2 separate regions of the Homo sapiens genome follow, and region 1 is linked to region 2. A link is an interaction called in ENCODE POLR2A ChIA-PET data of the cell type or tissue named here. Cell type or tissue: endothelial cell of umbilical vein. All regions are shown on one strand. Region 1 has its middle 8.0 kb from the start of UBAP1. Region 2 overlaps UBAP2 (ubiquitin associated protein 2).

Evidence for each region. Peaks named below come from ENCODE experiments on the same cell type or tissue, not always from the same donor. Only the 100,000 strongest peaks of a DNase experiment are listed, where the experiment ranks them.
Region 1: POLR2A ChIA-PET joins it to region 2 with 5 read pairs; 4 of 35 experiments call an interaction of 5 or more read pairs at or near these places.

Annotation. Positions count from the first base shown.
Region 1 is chr9:34,169,034-34,173,033 of GRCh38, reverse strand. No RefSeq gene overlaps it. Among named protein-coding and RNA genes, the nearest start is that of UBAP1, 8.0 kb to the left of the region's middle. RefSeq lists an enhancer at 3,323-3,965. In endothelial cell of umbilical vein, no CTCF peak of the experiment used is centred here; no DNase peak of the experiment used is centred here.
Region 2 is chr9:33,940,562-33,944,561 of GRCh38, reverse strand. It overlaps UBAP2 (ubiquitin associated protein 2), which reads left to right. Exons shown (of 29, transcript NM_001370062.2): 14 at 1-197; 15 at 973-1,142; 16 at 2,700-2,913. Among named protein-coding and RNA genes, the nearest start is that of SNORD121B, 8.2 kb to the right of the region's middle. In endothelial cell of umbilical vein, no CTCF peak of the experiment used is centred here; DNase peaks (open chromatin) are centred at 1,021 and 1,681; H3K27ac peaks cover 888 bases.

The sequences.
Region 1 (4,000 bases), 230 kb before region 2:
TAATCCCAGCATTTGGGAGGCTGAGGCAGGAGAATCGCTTGAACCCAGGAGGCAGAGGTTGCAGTGAGCCAAGATAGCACCACTGCACTCCAGCCTGGGCGACAGAGCAAGACTTTGTCTCAAAAAAATAAATAAATAAAGTGTATCCAATGGTGCATAGATGGATAAACTTTTTTTTTTTTTTTTTTAAAGAAACAGTCTCTCTATGGTGCACAGGCTGGTCTCAAGCTCCTGGTCTCAAGCAATCCTCCCACCTTGACCTCCCAAAGTGCTGGGATTAGGCATGAGCCACCGTGTCTAGCAAAATAAGCATTCTCATACACTGCTGACAACAGTATAAATTGGTAGAATCTTTTCGTGGAGCAATTTGGCAGTAACTATCGCAGTTACAGCAGTATATTGTGGAGTAAAAAGCAAGTTGCAGAATAATGCATATGGTATTTATTTTTGCAAAAAAAAAATGTGTAGAGATAATCTATATATGTGTGTATGTATATATATGTGTATATATGTGTGTATATATATGTGTGTGTGTATATGTGTATATATATGTGTGTGTATATATAAGCATGGATGAAAAACTGAAAGGACACACACTAAATTATTATTTGTGGCTGTGGAGGAAATAGGATTTGGCTGGAGTGGGGCGGGCAGCAGAACTTGGGACTAAAGAAGGAGGGGCGGCCAGGCGCAGTGGCTCACGCCTGTAATTCCAGCACTTTGGGAGGCTGACTTTGGGAGGCCGACTTTGGGAGGCCAAGGTGGGCAGATCACTTGAGGTCAGGAGTTCGAGACCAGCTTGGCCAAAACCCGTCTCTACCAAAAATACAAAAAAAAAAAAAATTAGCCAGGCCTGGTGGCGCGCACCTCTAATCCCAGCTACTCAGGAGGCTGAGACAGGAGAAAAGCTTGAACCCGGGAGATGAAAGTTGCAGTAAGCTGAGATCATGCTGCTGCACTCCAGCCTGGGCGACAGAGCGACACTCTGTCTCAAAAAAAAAAAAAAAAAAAAAAAGGAGAAGAAGAAGGGGAAGTGGAAACCACACAGAAGCGATGCAGCCACTGCTGGGAAATGCCCCATAGCCGGAAGAGGAAGAACTGCCCTGGCTTCTTCTTCCTCTCACCTCCAGTCTTCTTCCAGTGCCTCCCATTGGCTGAATATAGCTAGTATGTGGTTGTCAAAGAAGCTGGGAAATGTAGTTTTCAGAAGAAGAACAGAGAATGAGTCCGAGAACAAAGATGCAATGACCAGCCTCTAAAAAGTGATTTGCTAGGCTAGGTGCAGTGGCTCACGCCTGTAATCCCAGCACTTTGGGAGGCTGAGGTGGGAGGATCACGAGGTCAGGAGATCGAGACCATCCTGGCTAACACAGTGAAACCCCGTCTCTACTAAAAATACAAAAAATTAGCCAGGAGCGGTGGTGGGTGCCTGTAGTCCCAGCTACTTGGGAGGCTGAGGCAGGAGAATGGTGCCAACCCGGGAGGCAGAGCTTGCAGTGAGCCAAGATCATGCCACTTCATCCCAACCTGGGCGACAGCGAGACTCTGTCTCAAAAAAAAATAAAAAAATAAAAATAATTTGGTAGTTCAAAGACTTAATGAAAGGGGCCAGGTGTGGTGGCTCACACCTGTAATCCTAGCACTTTGGGAGGCCAAGATAGGTGGATCACCTGAGGTCAGGAGTTTGAGACCAGCCTGGCCAACATGGTGAAACCCCATCTCTACTAAAAATACAAAAAAATTAGCTGGGCGTGGTGGTGCATGCCTGTAGTCCCAGCTACTTGGGAGACTGAGGCAGGAGAATTGCTTGAACCCAAGAGACAGAGGTTGCAGTGGGCTGAGATCATGCCACTACACTCCAGCCTGGGCAACAGAGCGAGACTCAAAAAAAAAAAAAAAGAATAAGAGAGATGGAGAACCAGATACGAAAAGCAGGAGAAAATTTAGAGAAAAAAAAAAAAAAACACAGCAGGAAGCATAGCAAAAAGTTATCTTGTAAAATAGTAAAAGATAATTTTATTAAGCTTTTTAAAATGGGGTTAGTAGACTGTTGTGGCAGTGGGCCAGAAGACCTCTGTGCATAGTAATTCATTCAGCTAATTAATGTACTTAGGTCTACTATACACCAAGCTCTGTGCTGCAGTGGGAGCAAAGGTTAAACAAGACCAGGCTTCAGCCATCAAAACTCTCAGGAGGAAGACAAACTTGTAAGACACACAATTACAATAGAGTTAAATCATATCAGTGAGCTCAGGGACAAGGCCTGCCACTAGGCTAAACTGTACCTTTGTGCATGATAGGAAAAGGCACCCTCCCTAAGAGGTTGCAGTGCCAGGATATACAGCTTGGCAAGCTGAGTGCAGCTGGATTTCAGTCCTCCCTGGTCCCTGAGCCAGGCACTTTTGTACAGAGTATAAAGGACACATCCATACTTGGCTTTCTTGCTTGAGGAGGAAGAGACTGGCACCTATGGAAGGAGGGTAGAATCATCCTTTGAGGATGTGCATCTGTGCAGCAGGAAGCCCTAGGACACCAGTTTCCTAGCCCAGAACATCATGGGAAACTTCAGTGGCTTCAGTTGCTTCTGGAGCTGCTGTGACAAGGAGTTGGCAAAGGAAACTCCCAGAAATTTGGAAAGGCTCCTTTGGAAGGAAAAATTGACAGATGGTGTTTATAGTTTTGCTTTGGTTCTCCTATCGGAGTGAATCCCAGATGTTTTCTTCCATTTCCAAGATAGTGTTAGATTGAAAAGGCTCCTTTGCCCAAAAATAATGAAATGTCAGTATACACAGTTAAGTGTGGGCACATGGACAAGTGAATCCTGTGCCAGGTCAGCAAAGTGTGATTTGCTGCTGTGTGAATCCAAGGTTTGGAGTTACCATTCTAGATTTCTCTTTTTATTTGTATTTATTTTTTGAGATAGGGTCGTGTTCTGTCACCCAGGCTGGAGTGCAGTGGCATGATCACAGCTCACTGCAGCCTTAACCTCCTGCCCTTAAGCAATTCTCCTGCCTTAGCATCCCAAATAGCTGGAACTACAGACATGTGCTGCCACATCCAGCTAATTAAAAAATAATGATAATAATAATTCTGGCCAGGCGCAGTGGCTCACGCCTGTAATCCCAGCACTTTGGAAGGCCGAGTAGGGTGGATCACCTGATGTCAGGAGTTCGAGACCAGCCTGACCAACGTGGAGAAACCCTATCTCTACTAAAAATACAAAATTAGCTGGGCGTGGTGGCACATGCCTGTAATCCCAGCTACTGGGGAGGCCGAGGCAGGAGAATCGCCTGAACCCAGGAGGCAGAGGTTGCAGTGAGCCGAGATCACGCCATTGCACTCCAGCCTGGGCAACAAGAGCGAAACAAACAAAAAAAATTGTGAAGATGAAGTCTCATTATGTTGCCTTACTTGAGTTTTCTTAAAAACATTTTTTTACACAAAACACATGAATTCTTTCCCATTGTAAATGATTCAGACACTAGAAAGTGTATTTTAGATCCAGGTGCAGTGGCTCACACCTGTAATCCCAGCACCTTGGGAAGCCAAGGCAGGCAGATTACTTGACACAGGAGTTCGAGACCAGCCTGAGCAATATAGTAAGATTCCCGACTCTACAAAAATACAAAAAATTAGCCGGGCATGGTTACACATACCTGTAGTCCCAGCTACTCGGGAAGCTGAGGTGGGAGAATCGGTTGAGCCCAGGAGGTCGAGGCTGCAGTGAGCTGGGATCACACTACTGCACTTTAACCTGGGCAACAGAGTGACACTCTGTCTCAAAAAAAAAAAGGAAGAGAAAAAAAAAGAAAGTGTATTTTAGGGATGTTGTGGTGTGTGTGGTGTGCTCCTCAGATCTCTCCTCTTCTGAACTGCTGAAACCCTTACTCTCCCAGCTGCTGGGAATGTTAAGGGCTGTCAGCTGGCAGTTAAGCACCCCACACAACCCTGCCGTGCGCGGTAGCTCGCACCTGTAATCCCAGCACTTTGGGAGGCCGAG
Region 2 (4,000 bases):
CTGTTCCTCCTCCTGGTTTGGAGTCCTTTCCTTCCCAGGCAAAACTTCGAGAATCAACACCTGGAGACAGTCCCTCCACTGTGAACAAGCTTTTGCAGCTTCCCAGCACGACCATTGAAAATATCTCTGTGTCTGTCCACCAGCCACAGCCCAAACACATCAAACTTGCTAAGCGGCGGATACCCCCAGCTTCTAAGGTGGGCATTTCATCATGAAGTCACCGTCCTAAAGCTGGAATTATTTTTACATTCAGCTCTAGTGGGATACTAAGTTTTGGAAACTGGGGTACAGTGTTTTTCAAGCACATAGCTTATTGATTGCATAATAAGGATATGGCCATTTCTGAGTGACCAGACTAGTATTAGAGGGAATGGGTTTGTGCTGAGAGCCACAGATCCTTATTTCAAGTACAGATTTGAAGATCTGGCTCAGAGAACTGTTGTTCTTGAGGGTTTTGCTGTATCCCATAGTTGGAGGATGCATGGTTCCTTGACCAGGTGATACTTTCATCATTGGTGAGTCCCCAAAAATAGAGTAGTCAGCTCAGTGTTCACTTCCCACCCACCATCACAACTCCCCCGCATTGCTCTTAGATGCAGGTGGTGATATTAATGCCAACCATTCCTGTTTAACTTTTAATTTCTCCTTTTTTTTTTTAAATGAGACAGGGTCTCGCCGTGTTGTCCAGGCTGGTCTTGAACTCCTGGGTGCAAATGATCCTCCTGTCTTGGCCTCCCAAAGTCCTGGGATTACAGGCATGAGCCACCATGCCCAGCCAACTTTTAATTTTTCTTAGCTTGTTTTTTTTCTTTCTCTTTTTAGAAAAGTCTTAGCCTATTTTCTCCTTGTTTCTCACTCCTTCTTCTTGCCAGTATTGCCTGGGAACCTAAATGCTTGTTTGGCTCTGTTATAGGCCTTTGTGACCTGGAATCTGTGACCTCTGTTCCTGACACGACAGCTTTGCTTTTTCAGATCCCAGCTTCTGCAGTGGAAATGCCTGGTTCAGCAGATGTCACAGGATTAAATGTGCAGTTTGGGGCTCTGGAATTTGGGTCAGAACCTTCTCTCTCTGAATTTGGATCAGCTCCAAGCAGTGAAAATAGTAATCAGATTCCCATCAGCTTGTATTCGAAGTCTTTAAGGTACTGAATTTAGTCCTTTGTTATGAAGCAAAATAGACCCTAAGAGAGATCAACTGGTGGAAAAGAATACATCCTGTGGTAATAGCTATCCTCAGTGTTTATCCAGACCTTCCATCATCTCCATAAGAAACCCCATACCTGTAGCAGACAGTCTCAGTTTCTTCATTGCCCTGCCCCTTAGCAACCAATAATCTGTCTCTGGATTTGCCTACCTGGACATTTCATATAACTGGAATCTTGGAATATGTGGCCTTTTATGTCTGATCTTTCACTTAGTGTAAGTTTTCGAGGTACACCCATGTTTAATGTATCATTTTTATTGCCAAATATTTCATTGTGTTGATAATACCACATTTTATTCATTCATTAGTTGGTGGACATTTGGGTTGTTTGCTCTTTTTGACTATAGTGAATGATGCTGCTATGGACATTTGGTTTCAAGTTTTGCATGCTTTCAGTTCTTTGGGATGTATATCCCAGGAGTAGAGTTGCTGAGTCATATGGTAACTTAACCATTCAGGAAACTCCCATACTGTTTCCACTGTGGCTGTAGCATTTGACATTCCTACCAGTAGTCTATGAGGGATCTAATTTCTCCACATGTTTGCAGCAGTCATTTTCCTTCAGTGGAATATTTTATAAATACAAAATCTCAGATTTTAGTTTTCTTTTCTTTTCTTTTTTTTTTTTTTGAGATAGGGTCTTGCTCTGTTGTCCAGGCTGGAGTGCAGCAGCATGCTTGGCTCGCTGCAACCTCTGCCTCCCAGGCTCAAATGATCCTCCTGCCTCAGACTCCTGAGTATCTGGGATTACAGGCGTGCACCACCATGCCCAGCTAATTTTTAAATATGTTTTGTAGAGACAGGGTTTCGTCATGTTGCCCAGACTGGCCTCAAACTCTGGAGCTCAATGAATCTGCCTGCATCAGCCTCCCAAAGTGCTGGGATTACAGGCATGAGCCACCGGCCTGGCTGACTTTGTTGTTGTTGTTGTTTTAGTTTTTTCACATTCCAGAGGCAAAACCTGATATTTGTTTAAGTTTCCTTTTTAAAGATGGTCTCAAACACCTGGATTCCTTAAAGAATCTTCTTATTTTTTTTCTTTTTTTCTAGACAGAGTCTTGCTCTGTCGCCAGGCTGGAGTGCAGTGGCGCGATCTTGGTTCACTGCAACCTCTGCCTCCCGAGTTCAAGTGATTCTCCTTTCTCAGCCTCCAGAGTGGCTGGGATTACAGGTGCCCACTGCCACGCCCTGCTAATTTTTGTATTTTTAGTAGAGACGGGGTTTCACCATGTTGGCAAGGATGGTCTCGATCTCCTGACCTCCGGATCCGCCCACCTCTGCCTCTCAAAGTGCTGGGATTACAGGCGTGAGCCACCGCACGCAGCCTAAGTATTCTTAAAGATGTCCCCCTATCTCTCAGTTAAATTAGGTGGGTCTCATTTGGGATAATAAATTGATGCAGTAGTTGCATCTCGTGAAGCTGTTTATGTTTTTTTTTTTTTATGAAGCTATTTAAAGTAACAAAATTATGTTGAATATTTTTGACTCTTTTCAGTGAGCCTTTGAATACATCTTTATCAATGACCAGTGCAGTACAGAACTCCACATATACAACTTCCGTCATTACCTCCTGCAGTCTGACAAGCTCATCACTGAATTCTGCTAGTCCAGTAGCAATGTCTTCCTCTTATGACCAGAGTTCTGTGCATAACAGGATCCCATACCAAAGCCCTGTGAGTTCATCAGAGTCAGCTCCAGGAACCATCATGGTAAGTGGTATTTTAGTTTTTTTCTCAGAAGATGTCCGTCTTATTTGGAAATTAATGTTTGGTTAAATTATGCTTCTTGGATATGATTTTATTTTACAAATTGACTAACCTTTTGAGTAGAATCCTTATAGTTCATTGAGTTTGTTTATAGTGGGCATCTCTAGCACCCATGCTCTTGAGTGTGTGGATAGATCTGCAGGTTCATACACTTTGTGGAGAAAACCAAGCATGCGTGTAGTATGAGCACTTTGGCTGTAGTACTGGGTACTTCTACATTGTCTGAAATATCTCTGAATATTTCATGTACTGCTTTCTCTCTGATTGCCCCATTTGCTTTGAATGTATTTGCTTCTTCATCACTGTTAGGTATTTTTGTGTTAAAATTATGTATTTTCTACCTAGTTTTTGTTAATAATACTGGACTATAGATAAAGGAACCAGATCTATTTTTGATATAGTTTTAAAGTTTTACCCTTCTAGATTCTTGCTAACTGCATATCTGATGGTCATTGCCAGTTGTATTGCTTTCTGTTAAGTTGAGATGTACCAATATCTCCTGAGAATCTTAGAAAGAAACTTAAAAAAGAACAAGTATACACATTTCATGTCACACTAGTAATACTTGAACATCATTCTGTCCCAGGAAATTAAAATAATATGGATGACACTACAGGCATACCTTGGAGATACTGCAGGTTGTTTTATACCACTGCAATAAAGAAAGTTGCGCTAATTTTTTGGTTTCCTAGTGCATATAAAAGTTACAATGTGGATATCTTAATTAAAGATACTTTATTGATAAGAAATGCTAAAAATTAATATGTGAGCATTCAGTGTGAGCAATTCTGTGGATTGTTTGTTTTTTGGGGGAGTACAGGTTCTTGCTTTGTCACCCAGGTTAGAGTCCAGTGGCGCGATCACAGCACACTGCAGCCTTGACCTCCCGGGCTCAGTGAGTCCTCCCACCCTAGCCTCCCAAAGAGCTGGGACTACAGACATGCATTGCCATGTCTGGCTGACTTTTGTATTTTGTTTAGAGACGGGGTATCACCATGTTGCCCAGTCTGATCTTGAACTGCTGGGTTCA